Regions from separate parts of the Homo sapiens genome. Here region 1 is linked to region 2. Evidence: chromatin loops called from intact Hi-C (ENCODE). Cell type or tissue: ascending aorta. All regions are shown on one strand. Each heading gives the region's core, and the rest is flanking DNA. Links, peaks and the distances in the headings are about the cores only.

Region 1 (5,968 bases), core at 423-5,422, 260 kb after region 2:
TTGAAAAAAAAAAAAAACCCCACGATAGTTTAACATGTTCTGACTGAGTGACAAAGAAAATTAAAGATCCTAGTGTGGTTGCAGTGGTCTCAATGTGTCCTCGCAAATTCATACTGAATTGAAACTTGATCACCAATGTTAGAGTAGTAAGAGGTGGGGCCTTAAGGAAGCGATTAAGGCTCGAGGGCTCTGCCCTCATGGATGGGATTAGCATCTTATAAAAGGTCTTGAAGTGGTGAGTCCATATGAGGACACAGCGTTCATCCCCTCTGCAGGAGACAGAACGAGGCGCCATCCTGGAAGCAGAGAGGTGTCCTCACAAGACACCAAACCTGCTGGCACCTTGACCTTGAAGTTCCCAGCCTCCAAAACTGTGAGTAATAAATTTATGTTCTTTATAAATTATCCAGTCTCGGGTATTTTTTTTTTTAACAGCAGCAAAACCAAACTAAGACATTGGTAAAATCAGAGTACAAAAGATTGGATGTTGTCTGTCAAAAGCAATGATTCACCCAAATAAATGTGATTTCAAAATTTAACTAAATAAATGTAATTGCAAATTAAATACAACCTCCTTTAAAACGATAAAAATGTACAAAATGCAAAGGTTATTTAACATGTAGTCTGGAGTTTAAGGTAAAAATATTAATAGGGTTGCGTGAAAATACTCAAGGTTGACCCTCACAGTGAATGTGAACCTGCTAACACAGTCCTGGTGAGAATGCAAATAAGTACAACTTTTCCATATGTATTAAGAACTTTGAAATGGTAACACTCTTCTTACCCTGTTATTCCACTCACAAGAAACAATCTTAGGAACATAAGAAATAGTACACCAAAGTAAGATTGGTCTATTAAGATCTTCATTGCAACATGATATACAGAAGCCAAATATATATATTCAATAAGAGACGAATAATTAACTTCTAGTATATCTACAAAATATAATTTAATGCAGCCATTAAAAATCATGATTGCAGGGCCAGGCACAGTGGCTCACACCTGTAATCCCAGCACTTTGGGAGGCCGAGGCAGGTGGATCACGAGGTCAGGAGTTCGAGACCAGCCTGGCCAAGATAGTGAAACCCTGTCTCTACTAAAAATACAAAAATTAGCCGGGCATGGTGGCAGTTGCCTGTAATCCCAGCTACTCGGGAGGCTGAGGCAGAGAATTGCTTGAACCCAGGAGGCGGAGGTTGCAGTGAGCCGAGATCGCGTCACTACACTCCAGCCTGGGCGAAAGAGGGAGACTCTGTCTCAAAGAAAGAAAAAAAAATCATGATTGTGAAAAAAAGCTTTAATGGGAAAGTTTCATAACAGGCCATTAAGGGCAAAAATGAAATGATGGTAATAGCTAACATTTATTCAGTGTTCAGTAAATTCCAGCGACCTTTTTTAAAGGCTTTACATTTATTTTATCATTTACCCTTCAATATACCTATAAGCAATTAGTAGTCAAGACACTATTGAGCTAACAGATCCTTATGGCTTGTCCTGTGTCCCACAAGTCACTAAGTGACAGAGCCAGGCTCTGCACGCAGGCCCAAGCGACACAAAGCCTGTGCTCCTGACTTCCTCCTCCACAAGAAACTCTCTAAGTAGCATATTGTCAGTCACGTTTAAAAAAAAAAAAAAAAGTACACACACATTTAGAAAAAAAAAAAAATTCCCAGCTGGAAATATACCAAAACCTTAATAGCGCTTGTCTCTGAATGGTGGGATTACAGATCACTTTTATTTTCTTCTTCAAATTAGTCTCTATTTTTAAATCATTCTGGCAATGAACATTCCTCAACAATCAAGAAAAAAAAATTGATGAAACAGAAAGACCATCTTCCTACGCAGATTTGCACCACACCAAGGGGAAAAAAATAATAATTCAAAAGGCAAAGCTAAAAATGGAATTCCAAGTGTTGCCTGGAAATTAGTGGGAGTTCAAAGGAGTTAAATAAAAGATGGAAAATTGGAGATGTTCCATTGCTAAATCTTTAAGCTCTTCCAAGAGGTTTGTGTTTGCGATTGTTGGTTTCTATCTCAGCCCTCAGCTGAACTGATGAGCCTTTACACAATTACTGAGAAGTTACAAGGCCACTCAGAGGCTCTAGCCTTATGAGTCTGCCTTATTGTTGTTATTTTACGTTAACAAATGTGTTTATTGGCCTAAGACATGAATTTACTATCAGCAGGGCCTTTTTTTCCCCTCTTACTTTTATTATTATTATTTTTTAAATCAGGCAACACTTTGTTGAACAAACCTGACCCCAAAGAATGCTTGCTGGCATATTGTCCAAGAAGTCTAGCAGAAGTTTGTATGATTATCCTGATGAGTGAGTGCAGTTTAGTCTAGTCTCTTTTTTGTTGAATAACACCATTACACATAGTCGCCCGACAAGTAGGAGAGCCAGTTTTACCTTTGCTTGGGTGTTCATCATCCAGTGTGGTCCAAAGAGGTCACAGAAGATAACTTTGCACCCTGCAGCAAAGCCACCATAAAGCCATGCACATATTTGTCATCCTCATTCTCACACTTCAGTTTGCCAGTAGCTTCTCTGCAACGTGCTGGAGGACTGTTTCAAGGCCCAACATTCGGTTTCAGGGAAGCAAACTCTACCCCCTAGATTCAGAATTTTTAAAGTGCTCAGAAAAGTGGTATATTAATTATTTAAAACTTCAAGTAATAATTCATTCCTCTGGGCCTCTGTAGATCTAATTTCTATTTCAATTTCTTCACTTTTTAGACCTAAGTAACAACTTACGGAGTAGGAGAAGTGGATACTGCAAAAAGCTGAAGAATTAGAGTTCACCTAGACCTGGGTTTGAATCCTCCTCTGTCATTTACTAGATAAAGTTTTTAGCAAGTGTTTAACTGCTTTGCATCTTGTTTTCCTAAGACTCAGAGTTCTGATATCAAGACGCAAGAGACAATACATGTAAAAACCTAGAATGAAAGTTAGTACATAATATATGCTTAATAAATATGCTCTCCCTTCTCATTCTCATCATTCTCAGAAATGCAGTGCCCCACAATGAGCTCTTTGGGACCTGGGATCAGAAATTAATTACTCAAAGGTTTAAATAATTAATATACTACTTTCAGGCCATGATTCCTTGCTTTTACTTAATTGGAATGGAAATAACCTTCCTTGAGATGAAAACCATTTTATATCTAAAGGAAGAAAGCAGAATTTCTACTAAAATTTCCTCTGGTTCCAGTTGACTTCCATGTTATGTTATGCTCTAAAAATTAGACTGTAAACCATCCAAGAAATTCAGCATTATCTGTTCACTTAGATAACCTACTGGATAGCACCAGCATCTAGAGCCAGTGCCCCAGAGGACTCCAGTCTCATTCTTTTTTCTTCACATCTTGTGGCAAGAGTTGGAGCCACTACAGAGGGTTTTGATCTTCATCTAGCCAACATGGGCCCAAGCTCACTTCACTTGTCAGCTCAATTTCATGCCCTTACTTCACAGCACTCCACATCATCTGAAGTTATCATATCTTCCTGATTCTTTGTAGCAGACAGGATAGGCTGGGTTTTGCTAAGATAACAAAACCCCTCAAATTCTCAGTGGCCTAAAGTGATGAGGGTTTATTTCTTGCTCATGCTATGTATCCATTGTAGAAGGGCCAAGGGCTGTGTTCCAAGATATTCCTACTCTGGGACTCAGGCTGATATATAGTATCTACTCCATGGAACATTGCCAGCATCTGTGACAGAAAATAAAGAGTTCATGCTGCCTCTTGAAACTTACACCTGGATTAATATGTCACATTTCAGTGACTAAAATATGACCATGCTAATAGAATTTGATGGAACAGAGACGTGGACCACCACCACATTTCTTAAAAAAGAAAGAAAGCACCCTCATACCACACCTATCACACAAAGAACTAGGAGATATGTAAATCAGGTAATACTATCCCCATTTTAAAAATGAATATATATCCATGAAAGGAAGAATTGATAAGCTGAACTTTATGAAAAATAACAATTTCTGCTCTGCAAAAGATACTGTCAAAAGAATGAAAAGACAAGCCACAGACTGGGAGAAAATATTTGCAAAAGACACATCCAATAAAGGACTCATATAAAATATACAAAGATCTCTTAAAACTCAACAATAAGAAAACAAACAACCTGAATGAAAAATGAGCAGAAGATCTAAACAGACACCTGACCAAAGAAGATACACAGGTGGCAAGTAAGCATATGAAAAGATACTCCATAACATGTCATCAGGGGATTGCAAATTAAAACAACAATGAGACACAAATATGCACATATTAGAATGGCCAAAATCCAAAACACTGACAGCATCAAATGCTGGTGAGGATGTGGAATAACAGAAACTCCCATCTGCTTCTAGTGAGAATGTAAAATGGCACAGCCACTTTGGAAGACAGTTTGGTAGTTTCTTACAAAACTAAACAAAACACACTCATATCATACAACCCAACAATCATGCTCCTTGTTATCAACCCAGGTGAAAACACTGTCTCCACAAAAATCTGTACATGGATGTTTATAGAAGCTTTATTCACAATTGCCAAAAACTTGAAAGCAACCAATATGTCCTTCAGTAAGTGACTAGATAAATAAACTGCGGAACATTTGATGCATGGCAGGCAATTCCCAAATTGGGGCTTGGCCTTGGAGGGTTCTTGGCTTCACTTAGGCAAAAATTCAAGAACAAGCTGATGGTAGAAGGAAACAGCTTTATTAAGGTGGCAGTGTTATAGCTCCGTGACTGCTCCTACAGAGAGGAACCACTCCCTACATGGTGTATCAAGAGCAGCAGCTCAAGGGCAGCTCTGCAGTCAGATTTATATCAACTTTTAATTACATGCAAACTAACGGGTCTATTATGCAGAAATTTCCAGAAAAAAAAGGGGCATAACTTCCAGATAATCAAGTCATTGCCATGGAAAGGGGAGGTAACTTCTGGGTGTTGCCATAGCAATGATAAACTGATGTGGCACTGGTGGGCATGTCTTATGGAGAGGTGCTTTTGCTTCCTCCATTTCAGCTAGTCCTCAATCTGGTCTGCAGTCTGAGCCTCACCTCTAGAGTCGAGTCCCACCTTTTACCTCACATCCAGACAATGGAATATTATTCGGTGCAAAAAAAAAAAACAAAAAACAGCTATCAAGCCATGGAAATAAATGGTGGAAACTTAAATGCATATTACTAAGTGAAACAAGTCAGTCTGGGCCAGGCGCAGTGGCTCATGCCTGTAATCCCAGCACTTTGGGAGGCCGAAGCAGGTGGATCACCTGAGGTCAGGAGTTCAAGACCAGCCTGGCCAACATGGCAAAATCCCATCTCTACTAAAAAAAAAATACAAAAATTAGCCAAGTGTGGTGGCAGGCACCTGTAATCCCAGCTACTTGGGAGGCTGAGGCAGGGAGAATTGCTTGAACCCAGGAGACAGAGGTTGCAGTGAGCCGAGATCCCATCATTGCACTCCAGTCTGGGTGACAGAGCGAGACTCTGTCTCACAAAAAAAAAAAGTCTGAAAAGACTAAATATTTTATGATTCCAACCACATGATATTCTGGAAAAGGCAAAACTATGGAGAAAGTAAAAAGATCAGTGCTTGCCAAGGGTTGGGTGAGGATGTCAAACAGGTGCAGCACAGAGGATTTTTAGGACAGAGAAACTACTCTTTGTGATACTGTAATTGTAGACACATATTATGCACTTGTCCAAACCCACAAAATGTATAACACCAGGAGTGAACCCCAATGTCAACTCTGAACTCTGGGTGATTATGTGTTAATAAATTGTCAATAAATTGTTAACAAATGTACCACTCTGGTGGATATTGGTAATGGAGGAAGCTATGTATGTGTGGGGGCAGGGAGCATATGGGAAATCTCTGTATCTTCTGCCCAATTTTGCTGTGACCTAAATCTCTTCCAACAAATAAAATCTATTAAAAAATGAATATATGTCTTAGAGGT
Region 2 (5,968 bases), core at 557-5,556:
GGAAATGTTAAGAGAAGGGGAGAGAGGGTGGTTTCTCCTCTTATGACCCCAAAACCCTAATTTCATTGTTTCAAGTAGAGAGAGAGCAAATAATAAAAATAGCAGGTGGCTGAGTAGTTTACCTAGCAGTGGCAGCAATAGCAAAAACAGCTAACTTTGTTAGACTTCATAATAGTTCAGGAAGGGGGCACATTTTCTCATTTCTTTCTTTTTTTCTTTTTTCTTTTTTTTGAGACGGAGTCTTGCTCTGTCACCCAGGCTGGAGTGCAGTGACATGATCTCAACTCACTGAAACTCCCCCTCCGAGGTTTAAGTGATTCTCTGGCCTCAGCCTCCCAAGTAGCTGGGACTACAGGCATGCGCCACCATGCCCAGCTAATTTTTGTATTTTTGTGGAGACAGGGTTTCACCATGTTAGCCAGGCTGGTCTTGAACTCCTGACCTCAGGTGATCCACACACCTCGGCCTCCCAAAGTGCTGGGATTACAGGCGTGAGCCACTGCACCCAGCCTTCTCATTTCTTTTTAATAAATGAACACATTGTAAGGTCAGGTCTACCCAGTTATTTTGAGACTGAACTAGGACCACAGTATCAGCCGTTGGAATCTCAGACTCACCTGGTAGAGGGGGTGGCAGAATTAGTCATCTTTCCTGGAAGTCAGCAGGTGAAGCCATTGTATGGTTTATGGTACATCATCAACCTGCTTGGTTGATTGGGGGATAGGTAGGGCAGGGGTAACACAGAAAATGACCAACATCTCTACTATTTGGTTGTTTTTTTTTTTTTGAGATGGAGTCTTGCTCTGTTGCCCAGGCTGGAGTGCAGTGGCACAATCTCGACTCACTGCAACCTCCACCTCCCGGGTTCAAGTAATTCTCCTGTCTCAACCTCCCAAGTAGCTGGTCCTACAGGCACCTGCCACCACATCTGGCTAATTTTTTGTATTTTTAGTAGAGACAGGGTTTCACTGTGTTAGCCAGGATGGTTTCGATCTCCTGACCTCGTGATCCACCTGCTGTAGCCTCCCAAAGTGCTGGGATTATAGGCGTGAGCCACCGCGCCCAGCCTACTTCGTATACATAGGTCATATGCTAAGGCTGTCTCCAGAATTCCACAAAATAGCTGAATTTTTGAGATCTGAGGGACTGACTGTGACATCTTGCTTTTGAGGAACAAAGAAGGCAGGAGATTCTGGGAAGGGAGAGTCCCGATGAATTTAATTCGGACTTGCCTCAGTAAAGGGGTGGAAAGATTGTTGCAGCCCTGAAGTTACTACCAGTGAATCAGCCCTTTCCACTCTGACACCTGGCATTTGGTGACCCCAGGTCGAAGCACAAGAATGATGTCGAAAAGTCTAGAAGTTGAGTATCTGGAATAAAGGTGTAGGTAATCAATCCCCCTTTCCCCAGGGCTGGACGGAGCATTCCTAAATTGTTGCGTTTAACTCCAGCCTTCCCATTTTAAGAGGAGCAGAGACAAGCTGAGGTGTGATCAGATAAGATATGGCTAAGAGAAGAGACAGAAAACCATGAGAAAGGAGATCCTTGTATCTGGATGGGACACAATCAGAGAATCTGTCACGGGCCAGACTGCCTGGTGAGTGCTGGTGGTGGTTACAGAGAGGAGACAGCGATGCGAAGTTGTCCAAGAAGCCTCCCGGAGGAGGTGGGATTGAATGGAGCCTGAAGTGACTGTCAGCGGTGGACAGGACAGCAGAAAGGGAGAGGGGCGCGTCTGACAATGAAAGGATGGGGCGTGTGGACGAGAAATGATAGAGTGGCCATTAGCATGCTTGGGTTGGGGAGGATGACAAAGAAGTGCTTTCAGCCAGGGGAGAGGGCTATTTTAGGAGCCAACCCCTGGAGAGACATTGCTTGTAGGAGTCTCCCTTGCTTAAGTCAATGAAATGAGGAAACCATGAGTGCATGGAACTACATCCCGCGTACGGGTTTACACCTGCGTAAACAACCAGGATGAGTGCCAAGGCCCCAAATATGACTCCTCTCCGGTATCTAAAAAGCACAATGTGCCAAGTTAGAACATACTGACAGCTGCACTGAGGACCACTGGTCGCTGTCCAGGCCACAAGATCTCACCATGGGGGCCCCTGTCAATCACCACTCTTTCAGGGCTACAAGTGACTGGTTTAGATTTGCCACTGCCAGGGCAGAAGATGAGGGAAAGGGCAGGGAGCCCAGACACAGCTATAGACTTAGCTCGTCGCTGTTGATGGGAAAAACCTTAACAGTGGAGGGGCTCCTGTAAGTACATAGCAGTGGCTTCCTTTTGGCATGAACACCTCCTGTGGTGTTCGGTGTGGCCCACAAGGCCCTGGGTTCTGGAGTCAGACGCATTTGAGTTTGCTTTTTGGTTCTACCAGTTCAGGGATAGCGTGACAGTTGGCAAGTTATTTGACCTCTCTGAGCCTCAGTTTCCCCATCTATAAAATGGGAATCATCATCATAATAGCTAGCTTTCAGGGTTTCGAGGATTAGGTAATAACATATGGAAAGCACTGGGCCCAGTTCCTGACGTGTAAGTGATTAATAATTTCTTGCTGTTATTGTTGCTATTGTTGCTATTGTTTTTGGTAGGAGCATCTGTTTGTCTCAAGTTTAACATCATCAAAAATAAACAGACCACCCGGGAGGCAGTTTATCCTCTGGTCAGCTTTGCAAAGGTCAGCACAACTCCAGAACCAGAAAAACTGGTTGGTCCTGAGAGGTTCCTTCTGGGAAAGCAAAGGCGGCCCTTCCTCAGAGTAGGAGGAGTGTGGGTGGAAAGGCTGGCATGCCACTCCCTCTCCTTCCTGGTTCAAGCCAAGCCCATGCAGAGAGGGACAAAGGTCACCTTATCTGACTGCCTCTGGAATGACCAAGTCTCCTGGCTCCGTGGTGTGACCCTGGGCCTCCGCTCCAATCTTCCCCAGCATGAGGCTGGCTGGGAGCTGATGGAGAGCGGTGTGCTGGCTATTGTCCCTGCAGACGCGTCGGGGCTGTGATGACAAGGACCTGCTTTGGGAAGCCCTGACATCATCCTCTGGCTATGCTCGCAGGACTGGCTCTGGGCACTGGCCCCTTGGGGATCTTGGGCTGGTGACTCGGAGCCTCTCCTCTCCCTCTTGGAAGTGATCAGATGAATGAGTCAGCTGTACTTTCTTTGCATAAACATTTAAAATGCCAAGATTAAAGCAAGATAATTGGAATCCTAGTTACCTTTCTGTGAAGACCCACACCAAGGGCAGGAAACCATGAAGTAGAATATGAAAATGCGCCTCCTTCCTTATCAACCTGTGAGCTGGCCCGGTCCACTGCAATAGAAGCTATTTTAAATCATGGACAGACTACCTCCTGACATCCTGGAAGAGACTGAAGCAAAATTTGTGTCCTAAGGGAGAAAGTCGTACACAGAAAGGTAGCTATAGTTTCAGTGTAGCTGTTGCCTAAAGACATTTGCATAGATTTAGCATGTCATAGTCTACAGACTGATTGGACTATCTAACCAAAGTCAGAACTCACTGCTCTGGAAAGCGATCAGATGCTTTTATTATGGAAATGGCATAATAGGTAGATGTTGGAATGACTAATTTTTTTTACTCAGATCCCTGGCACTTTAGAAATTTGCCTTATGTCTTTTTTTTTTTTTTTTTGAGATGGAGTTTCGCTCATCGCCCAAGCTGGAGTGCAGTGACGCGATCTTGGCTCACTGCAACTTCCACCTCCCAGGTTCAAGCGATTCTCCTGCCTCAGCCTCCCAAGTAGCTGGGATTACAGATGCCTGTCACCATGCCCAGCTAATTTTGTATTTTTAGTAGAGATGGGGTTTCTCCACGTTGGTCAGGTTGGTCTCGAACTTCTGATCCCAGGTGATCCACCACCGCTCAGCCTCCCAAAGTGCTGGGATTGCAGGCATGAGCCACCACGCCTGGCCTTTTTTTTCCTTTTTTTGAGAGATAGGGTCTCACTCTGTCACCCAGGCTGGTGTGCAGTGGTTTGATCATAGCTTACTGCAGCCTCAAACTCCTGGGTTCAAGTGATCCTCCTGCCTCAGCCTCCCGAGTAACTAGGACTACAGGCATGCACCAGTATGCCTGGCTAATTTTAAATTTTTTTGTAAAGATGAGGTGTCACTATGCTGCCCAGGATGATCTTCATGTCTTTTGATACACCTGATCCTAGGGCCACACAAGTCAGGAAAAGCAGTTAACCTGTGTAAATACCTGCCCTGCGTTGCTCTTGAGGTGAATCCTCTAGGGATGAAAAATAACATTAGGCAAGGCGGGCAGATCACGAGGTCAGGAGTTCGAGATCAGCCTTGCCAACATGGTGAAACCCCATCTCTACTAAAAATACAAAAATTAGCCAGGTGTGGTGCCACGCACCTGTAATCCCAGCTACTTGGAAGGCTGAGGCAGGAGAATTGTTTGAACCTGGGAGGTTGCAGTGAGCAGAGATCGCGCCATTGCACTCCAGCCTGGGCGACAAGAGCAAAAACTCCATCTCAAAAAAAAAAAAGTGCTTTATCCTGTCTCCCTTTTCTCTTTGACAGGATGCTCCTCAGCCCCTCCCAGAGCCTCAAGCTGCCCTCAGATTTCTAGAGGCCTCTCTCCAACTTCAGCTCCCACCTGGGCATGCCCTGCCCACCTCTCAATGATGCCTGAGATGGCTTCCACAGAGGCAAAGCCCTTACTTCACAGGGCGGCAGAGGCAGACTCCAGGCACTTCCTTTCTCTCTCAGCGCTCACCCTTTCCTCCCGCCACTCCCACACGCTCCAACACTCCCAGCTCCCTGATTCTCTTGCCCAACTCTTTCCCAGAACCATCCTCAGCAAAGTATTTGTCACGTATGCCTCAGTGTGTTTCTTTACCCCAAGGGTGGTTTACTCTTTGGAAATTATTTCTCATGATGGAATGATAGATTTTGTTCATGAGAAAGTTATGCCAAAGCAAAATGTTCTTTTTTATGCCAAAGCAAACAGCCCTACCATCTCACTCAGGGCCATGGTTATTATCTAGCTGCCTTCAAAATGAACGATCAGAGAGGGTGAAGACTTTTGGTGTCTCTGAAGAATGACTAGATTCTTAGTGAATAGGAGGGTTTTGTTATGAAGTCTAAGCGTGGGGCACATTGGTGAGCAGTGACTAGCACAGGATCTTTTATAAATGTAAATGATAGAAATGGGTGACTTCTGGACCAGCCCCGGAGGGGCTGAATTATTGCTTTCTACATGAAACGGTCATGGTGATAAAAAGAACAAATTTAGGTTTGACAATGGGGCTATATATTCTAAATCACGGGTTCTTTTTTTAAAAAGACTGGCTGGGCACGGTGGCTCACGCCTGTAATCTCAGCACTTTGGGAGGCCAAGGCGGGTGGATCACCTGAGGTGGGGAGTTCGAGACAAGCCTGACCAATGTGGAGAAACCCCATCTCTACTAAAAATACAAAATTAGCTGGGCATGGTGGTGGATGCCTGTAATTCCAGCTACTTGGGAGGCTGAGGCAGGAGAATCACTTGAACCCGGGAGACAGAGGTTGCGGTGAGCTGAAATCATGCCATTGCACTCCAGCCTGGGCAACAAGAGCGAAACTCTGTCTTAAAAAAACAACAACAAAAAAACCTGACTCAGGTGGGAAGACTGGCCCAGTCCCATGAAAAGGTGAGAACACTTTAGGAGAAGATGCTTGTCTTTTGGAGCTGAAAACCTGGGCCCTTCTACTGTTGGTAAAGCTGGGAAGGCCAGCCTGGGTTCTGTTTTACTCAAGCCAGGAGTCAGACATCTGGACAATATACGACTTTCGTGGGAGCTAAGGGATGTTCACGTTAAGTGAAGAAAATGCTCTGATGACCAGCGAGAGAATTAACAAGCTAGAAGTAAGCCTGTAGGGGTCTCAACACAGAGGGATATTTCAGTAATAATTACCACTCATAAACTGAGCAAGACCATGCTAAACTCCAGGATATCA

Evidence for each region. Hi-C counts contacts between places; a loop is a spot of excess contacts. Peaks named below come from ENCODE experiments on the same cell type or tissue, not always from the same donor. Only the 100,000 strongest peaks of a DNase experiment are listed, where the experiment ranks them.
Region 1: it touches region 2 in a loop (2.9-fold over the local background); 1 of 110 quality-filtered maps calls a loop at or near these places.

Annotation. Positions count from the first base shown.
Region 1 is chr17:12,464,552-12,470,519 of GRCh38, reverse strand. No RefSeq gene overlaps it. Among named protein-coding and RNA genes, the nearest start is that of LINC00670, 82 kb to the left of the region's middle. In ascending aorta, for the core only: no CTCF peak of the experiment used is centred there; no DNase peak of the experiment used is centred there.
Region 2 is chr17:12,728,129-12,734,096 of GRCh38, reverse strand. The region is part of intron 5 of MYOCD (myocardin); the gene reads right to left. Among named protein-coding and RNA genes, the nearest start is that of MYOCD-AS1, 25 kb to the right of the region's middle. In ascending aorta, for the core only: no CTCF peak of the experiment used is centred there; DNase peaks (open chromatin) are centred at 1,686, 2,966 and 4,756; H3K27ac peaks cover 4,358 bases.